Linked DNA regions of Homo sapiens: regions 2 and 3 are each linked to region 1. The links are chromatin loops, found by intact Hi-C in ENCODE. Cell type or tissue: endothelial cell of umbilical vein. All regions are shown on one strand.

Region 1 (2,500 bases):
AGCCACGCACCACTACACCCAGCTAATTTTTTTGTATTTTTAGTAGAGACGGGGTTTCAGCATGTTGGCCAGGCTGGTCTTGAACTCCTGACCTCAGGTAATCCACCCGCCTCAGCCTCCCAAAGTGCTAGGATTACAGCCGTGAGCCAACGCACCTGGCAGAGCTTTGTTTCTTAAGCAGCTAGATCCTCCTTTGCTTCTTGCCAATGAAACTGACCACGCTCCTAGAGAACTGACAAAACTCAACTAAAAAATTCCATAAACTGGCTGGGTGCAGTGGCTTATGCCTGTAATCCCAGCACTTTGGGAGACCGAGGCGAGAGGATCACTTGAGGACAGAAGTTCGAGACCAGCCTGGCCAACAAGGCAAAACCCCGTCTCTACAAAAAATACAAAAATTAGCCAGGTGTGGTGGCATGCACCAGTAGTCCCGGCTACTTGGGAGACTGAGGTGGGAGGATTGCTTGAGCCCAGAAGGCAGAGGTTGCAGTGAGCCGTGATAGTGCCACTGCACTCCAGCCTGGGTGACAGAGCGAGTGTGTCTCAAAAAAAAAAAAAAAAACCAAAAAATTATACTGTGGCTTTTGGTTTTGTATTGGATGTAGATAAAAGTCAATACACCAGTGTTCATTTGTAGGAAAGATGGGGTGGAGGAACTCAAGTATCGTGGCTTGCCCTGCTGGCTGGGCAGTGAGGATGAAGAGGGCACATGGCATCTGTCCTGTGCCTTCCCAGCAGAACTTTCCTGAAGGAGCCTGTCCGTCCATCTGGTTTTGAAATGGCTGATTCTGGGTTTGGCTACTTACCAGTGTTCCCTAAATACTATTCCCCAAAGCAGCCTCACTGGGTAGGATTCCAGAGCTTACAAATGCTTTGCTGTTTCCCTTTGTGATTACTGGTCCCACCTGTGGTTTTCTCATTACTCCTCTTCCTCTTCCTCCTCCAAGGCTCAGACCTCATTGTCCCATGATGTGACTCACCATGCCTGCCTCGAGCTTCCTCTTTCTGCGTTGCTCGGAGTCAGCTGTTCTTCAGCTAATCTTTCCAATCAAATTTCTCCAATGCCTCGGTCCATACATTGTCTTCCCACATTCTTTTAGGGTGAGGTGCTGACTGCCATTGTCATAGTTTAGGGGCTCTCTTTCCTGAGTCATTATAAAATCATCACAGCTTATCCTTTGGCCAGCTTCCTATACCCCTGACCACATCCACAACCCCCACCTCAGCACCCTGCATTCTTCGTAGACCACAGTCCTTAGCATGGAAGAAAAAGCCCGTCACAATCTAGAGGCTTCTTATTTCTTAAACTTCTTTTCTTATGTTAACCATCACACACACACACACACACACACACACACACACACACACACACACACACCCTTGCCTCTCCCCAAGCACATTTGACCTCATCTGGACTTCAGCCTTTGCAATTGCTCCCTTCACATTGCCATTCCCCTCCCATCCCTTTCCTGCCTGGGACGCACCTACTCATTCTTTACTTGGAGCCTCCAGTGTTCCCTGCTCCTGTTCCTCCAAGCAGAAGCGAGTTCCTCTCCTCTATTCTCCAGAAGCATGCGTGCTGGAAGGCAGTCGCAGTTCGATCCTATGGACAGTGACGACCTGTTCACATGCCTCCCACCGTCGCTTTTTAGGGGTAGGACCGTATCTTCTTTGTCGTTGACAGCACAGCACCCAGCGTTATCCCTGGCATTTGGCAGGTGCTCAGAAATGTAACTGAGGAACTCATTGTCACGTTGTGATTTCTCCTTTTTTGACTTGTCTGCGCAGATCTCTAGGGACTGTTTCCTGCTCCAGCCCAGGGCCCCTACCTATGGTCAGCTCTTCTCTCTGCTAGGGAGCTCTGCTTTCTCTCTCTGCCTGTTTCTATGTCAAATGGGAAGAGAATAAGGATAGTGTGACAACTCTCTTTCTCTCTCTGTCTCTCTCTGGCCCATTCTTGCTCTGTCACTCAGATTGGAGTGCAGTGGTGCAATCATAGCTCACTGTAGCCTTGAACTCCTGGGCTCAAGTGATCCTCCCACCTCAGCCTCCCCAGTACCTGGAACTACAGGCATGCACCACCATGCCCAGCTAATTTTTTTTTTTTTTTTTTTTTAGAGATGGGGGTCTCACTAGATTGCCTTGGCTGGTCTTGAACTCTGACCTCAAGCGATCCTCCCACTTCAGCCTCTCAAAGCTCTGGGATTACAGGTGTGAACCACCACACCCAGCCCTCCTTTTTTTCGTATAAAAAATGCTACCCTGGCAAACCCCAGCTGGCAAATGGCAGAAGTATTTGAGTGCCACAAGTTCATTCATTAATTCATTCATGCACCCACCCATTCAATCATTCAACACATACCTATTGGTATGCCTTGAACATTCCAGGAATGTGGCAGTGAGAAAAACCAACCAAGTCTTGCCCCTGGGGAGCTTGCATTCGAAGAGGAAGGGGCAGACAATCCACATGATCCATAAGTAAGTGACAGAGGATGCTAGA
Region 2 (2,500 bases), 190 kb before region 1:
TGGATATAAAGGTATACACATAATACAGAAATTATACCCACACATGCTTATATTTGCCTATATTTAAGAAATTTGCATCATGCACAGCCAGTGAAACTTTACGCTTTCATATCTAAGCCATTTCAGCTCAGGTTAGGCTAAAGAATACTTTTTCACTGTTGGTTTTGAGAAGCAACATGATATGTTGGAAGGAGCAACGACAGAAAGAGATAGGCACAGGTTCCAGTTCTGTCCCTGTTCCTAGTGCCCAGGAAGGCTACGTAATCTCTATAGACCTTGGTCTCCTGATTTGGAAAATAGAAATAATAAACCACACACACATCATGTTGTTCTAACAGTTAAACATGGTTGTGGAGGTCAAGCATTTAACATGTGTCTGGATCCATTAGGTGTTAAGAAAATAATATGTCCTCCCCTTTCCTCTTCTCAATATAGTAAAATAATCAGATGAGCAGCATTTCACCAGGACATAAAGTGCTTACAACTGGAAGGAAAAACCATTTTTCAAGGTGATGTAGACCATTTATTGTTTTTATGTAAATGTGATTGTAACTTAAAACAAGCTGTATCTAGTGACCAGTGGTGACCTTACAGTGTCTTTTCTTGGCAGTGCTACGTTAGCACTGGAAACTGGTTCAAGTTACCATAGTTTGCTTGCTTTTTTAATTCATAAGGACATCTTTCTTTGATTCTACTCTATGAAACATAGACTGTCAACTAATTCTGGGTAATCTCTTCTCCCTACCTGCAGGATTTTCTGTATTACAAGCTCTGGTAGTATCTAGATTAAACCATCTAAGAGTAAATTCCTGGAAGTCAAGGTCAGAGAGCTTTTCTTACACAGCCTCCCATCACCCAATCCACCATGGCTTACCAGGGTTATCCTCTTAAAATTCCCTCCTGTCCTGTATGAGTCTCCTCAGTGGAGTCCGTCTCCATTCCAGCTGTGTGTAGCCATAAGTTTGACAAATCAACGAGTTCCTGGACACCTTCCAGAATCTGTGGAATTTGAGTCCGGCAGCGACTCAAAAATGGTAAGGGGGAGGAGCTAGTTTTACAGCCAAACATGCGTGCAGATTAAATCAGTGCCCTGCCAGATGAAATGCTTGCCCTTCTACGTGTTCCTGAGGCGTGACCCTCTGAAAGCATGAATCCCCATGGGCATTGCGCCAGGACACAGGAATCCTGCTGCTCAGCACAGCAGTTCATAGCATTCACAGCGTCTGCCATGTCGTTTCAACTGTTGATTCTGATTGCTGTTGCTTTTATCGTCTCGGCATATCCAACACTGCAGCTATGAAATAGCTGATAATTCATCTCGTTGAAGACCCAGGTCTTAAACATTTGCACCATCTGAATCTGACCCTCAGGTCTGGACAAGTAGAGGCCTGTAGCATGGAACCTGGGTCGTGCCGAGTGGGCACAACCTTGGAGCATACATCCCCCTCCCCCATCCACTGCTTCATTATTTGCCGTCTCCATGGAAACCCCATTCTGTACTGTCAGAACTCACCTTGGCCACCTTTGTACTTACCACCTAAGCACTTTCTTGGTGCTATGGTACTACATATGAAACAAAAAAAATTTTTTTTGAGACTATCTTGCTCTGTCATCCAGGCTGGAGTGCAGGGGCACGATCTCAGCTCTGTTCAGCCTCTGCCTCCAGGTTTCAAGCAATTCTCCTGCCTCAGCCTCCCGAGTAGCTGGGATTACAGGCACACACCACCATGCCTGGCTAAATTTTGTATTTTAGTAGAACCAGAGTTTCACTATGTTGCCCAGTCTAGTCTTGAACTCCTGCCCTCAAGTGATCCTCCCACCTCAGCCTTCCAAAGTGCTGGGATTACAGACATGAGCCACCGCCCTATGCAAAATTTAAAAGGAACTTTTGGTGACCCAATTTATACAGGGCAACCTCCAGTCTTTTAACACCTAAGTTATTAGGGATTTCATCTTGACCAGTGGGTAGGTCACAACAGGATCCCGGTGGTGGTGAAAAACCCATGAACACGACACATTCATACCCCTGGACTTCCCCTCACTCCGTTCGCTTCTTCTACAGCAGCCCTTGGACAAGCAAAGACAATGCCAACAACATCAGCCATCATCCCTGAGATCTTTCCCATCATGGACACCAGCCAAGTAATAAGTGACCCCAGCCCCCAGTGTTATTTTGCTTTGGGAGGGTATATCCAGGGTCCTTGGTGTCTAGATTTATCCACACAACCACAAAACCAACCACACAAAGACTGATGGGCAGATTAAGTCAATCACCTAGGAACTCAAGGAATGGGACATTTCTTGCAGCAACTCAATGGATCTAATTCTTCATGACCTAGAACACCCTCCCTTCCCACCAAAGAAGCTTCCAGCTTCATCCCATCTGTCACCTTGTAGCCCTCCCTTCAGCTCCATTAACAAGCCAGCATCCAACTCGCCCTCACTCCCACTACTGCCCCCAGCCTACTAAAGGGACTACAAGAAATACACCAATTATTAA
Region 3 (2,500 bases), 66 kb after region 1:
TGTGCCTAGAGCGCTTTACAGCCCTGCAACACGTTAAGTGCTGTTTTGATCATTCTAGTTAGTCGTGTCCTGCCTGGAAGAAGCAGGCCAGGAAGTAGTCAGGACCTGATCTGGAACCCTGTAATATGCTGGGAACGTGAACAGTTCCCACTGGAATCATCCAGTGTTCTCAAGAACTCAGATCTGGGTCCTGGAGCCACAAAGCACTGACTGAGAGCTCCTCTCCTTTCTTCCCTAAGTATTTAGAACCAGTGCTTTCCTTTCCTTGCTAAAGCACATGGCTGAAGCCCAGGTTTCTAAGCCCAGTTGGTGTTGGAAAGACTGTCCTATTAGCTCTGTGAGTGGTGCCACTGAGAAGTATATGTTAAGGAGGGATGTTTGCAAGGAGGTTTTATTTGTCAGGTATCAGGAGAAATAAAAGCTAAGAGGGACAATGGAAAAAGATTTTGAGATACAAAAAGAAAAGAGAGAAACTATTTGATTGAACAAAGCTAATTATGGGCTAAGAGAAAGCCAGTCTTAGATGTAATGACCTCTTAGGGCCAGGACGGCTGATGGCCCACAAGAGGCTAATTCTGACAAACCCAGGGAGCACAGGCTGCCTTGCTCACGTGGCCTCTGGGCTCCTGCCCAGATTGTCCAATAGAATGCGATTGGGCTACTAGCTGCCTTTCTGGCCTTGCTCCCAGTCCGATCCCTGCAAAGCTCCACAAATGTTTACAGCACCAGTAATTGGCAAATTATACTCAGCGGGATTCTGTAAACATCCCTTCAAAGCACATAAGAGCAGATTGCTTTCTGCTTGCCCAGCAACTTTCTCTGAAGGAGTTTAAGAAACTTTCAGAACAATGTAGTATATTAATCACTGTCACATCAGCGGGGGATATTGTCTTCATTTGCAAGATCAGGAAATCAAGGAGCTGATGCCACAAATTGTTTTAAATCAACTGTACAGAAAATAAAAGACTCAGTGCCTGAATCAATCAGGATAGGCTAGGTTATGCTGCAATGACAAACAACCCCCAATGTCTCTGTGACTTAAACAGTGAAACAATGATGTGTATTTCTCACTCTCACTACATGCCCATCCATCAACTCTCACTCTCATTGACAGAGCAGCCACCTTCTGGGCTGTTGCCAGTCACCATGACAGCAGAAAAAATGTGTGTGGCTTTAAAAGCAGCTAAGAGTCAGGAGTTGTAACCTCAACATCTTCTGGGATCTATTTTCTCCCTCTTCACGGCCTTTACTTCTCCATTTGTAAATTGCAAGTAATAAATGTAGGCTTTTCTTCCTGGAAATTGATACATATGGTCTATAATAACTGTTGTGTAAAGTAATGGGACTGACCTTTTAAATTTTTTAACAAAAGATATAAATCCAGATAGGTACAATTGTTGAAAAAGTTTATTTGAAAAGATGAAGTTTGTTCCAGCCAGGCAGCTACTGCTCAGAGCCTTTTCCTTGACTTCAGTTTATGAGTCACCAAGAAAACTTGTTTTCTTATTGTAGTGTGACAGGCTAAATCAGAGAGACATATCACCATGGTAAGGCAAAAACTCAGTCTCCAGAAGGCTTCCATGGTGGTATCCATTACTCTGGTGAATTCTTCAGTGTGTTAAGCCATCTCTTTATTCTGCAGGCTCAGAAACCTGATTTTTCATTCTCAGGGGAAGACTCACATTAACCAGGTTGAAAGTACTGATGTATAAATCCATAATGTCAGTGCACTGGTTTCAAGTGAGTCATGTAGCCCTCACTCAGCCAGGGCCCTTGAGGCACGATCCTTAGGCTCTCACCCTGGAAGCAGGGTCAACAGAGGTAGAGTGGCAGAGGGATTACACATGTGGGCTTTGAAACTATCAGACCTCCTTTCCCCCTTTTTCCTTTTTTTTTAATTGTGTCAAAATACATGTAACATCAAACACCATTTTAACCATTTTCGTATGTGCAATTCAGTGGCATCAAATGCATACACAATGTCATGTAACAATCACTAATATTTCCAACACTTTTTCATCATCCAGTACAGAAATGCTGTAACCATTAAGCAATAACCCCCCATCTGCCACCACCTCAGCCCGTGACAACCTCTATTCTGTTGTCTCTATGAATTTGCCTGTTTAATTACCTCATCTAAGTGCAATCATACAATATTTGTCTTTTTGTGTCTGGCTTCTTTCACTTAGCATAATGTCTTCAGGTTCCATCCACGTCAGGATTTCATTCCTTTTTAGGGCGAAATAATATTCCATGCTGTGTATCTCAACCTTGTTTTGAATCCCAGCTTGGCTGTGAGACCCAGGACAGCCTGCCTGGTATCTCTCAGTCTCAGAATCTTCTTTGGCAAAAGAATGATAATCTCTATTCTGGATGATAATGAGTTCATATATGAGGGACATATCCAGGATGTAGGTGTTCCTTGGGAGGCATGGAATTAGGAGAGTTCAATGTAACATGATCAGCTAAAGTAACCCCAAGCCTCCATTTCTGCCACATA

What was found. Hi-C counts contacts between places; a loop is a spot of excess contacts. Peaks named below come from ENCODE experiments on the same cell type or tissue, not always from the same donor. Only the 100,000 strongest peaks of a DNase experiment are listed, where the experiment ranks them.
Region 2: it touches region 1 in a loop (7-fold over the local background); 4 of 110 quality-filtered maps call a loop at or near these places.
Region 3: a loop joins it to region 1, with 4 times the contacts of the local background. A loop is called at or near these places in 5 of 110 quality-filtered maps.

The regions. Positions count from the first base shown.
Region 1 is chr10:13,880,869-13,883,368 of GRCh38, reverse strand. The region is part of intron 2 of FRMD4A (FERM domain containing 4A); the gene reads left to right. Among named protein-coding and RNA genes, the nearest start is that of FRMD4A-AS2, 110 kb to the left of the region's middle. RefSeq lists enhancers at 1-691, 826-1,120, 692-1,582, 1,583-2,472. In endothelial cell of umbilical vein, no CTCF peak of the experiment used is centred here; a DNase peak (open chromatin) is centred at 1,008; H3K27ac peaks cover 2,500 bases.
Region 2 is chr10:14,073,201-14,075,700 of GRCh38, reverse strand. The region is part of intron 2 of FRMD4A (FERM domain containing 4A); the gene reads left to right. FRMD4A-AS3 (FRMD4A antisense RNA 3) reads right to left here and starts at 1,417. Exons shown (of 3, transcript NR_120638.1): 1 at 875-1,417. In endothelial cell of umbilical vein, no CTCF peak of the experiment used is centred here; a DNase peak (open chromatin) is centred at 1,080; H3K27ac peaks cover 1,710 bases.
Region 3 is chr10:13,814,971-13,817,470 of GRCh38, reverse strand. All of the region lies in intron 3 of FRMD4A (FERM domain containing 4A), which reads left to right. Among named protein-coding and RNA genes, the nearest start is that of FRMD4A-AS2, 180 kb to the left of the region's middle. In endothelial cell of umbilical vein, no CTCF peak of the experiment used is centred here; a DNase peak (open chromatin) is centred at 1,500; H3K27ac peaks cover 2,212 bases.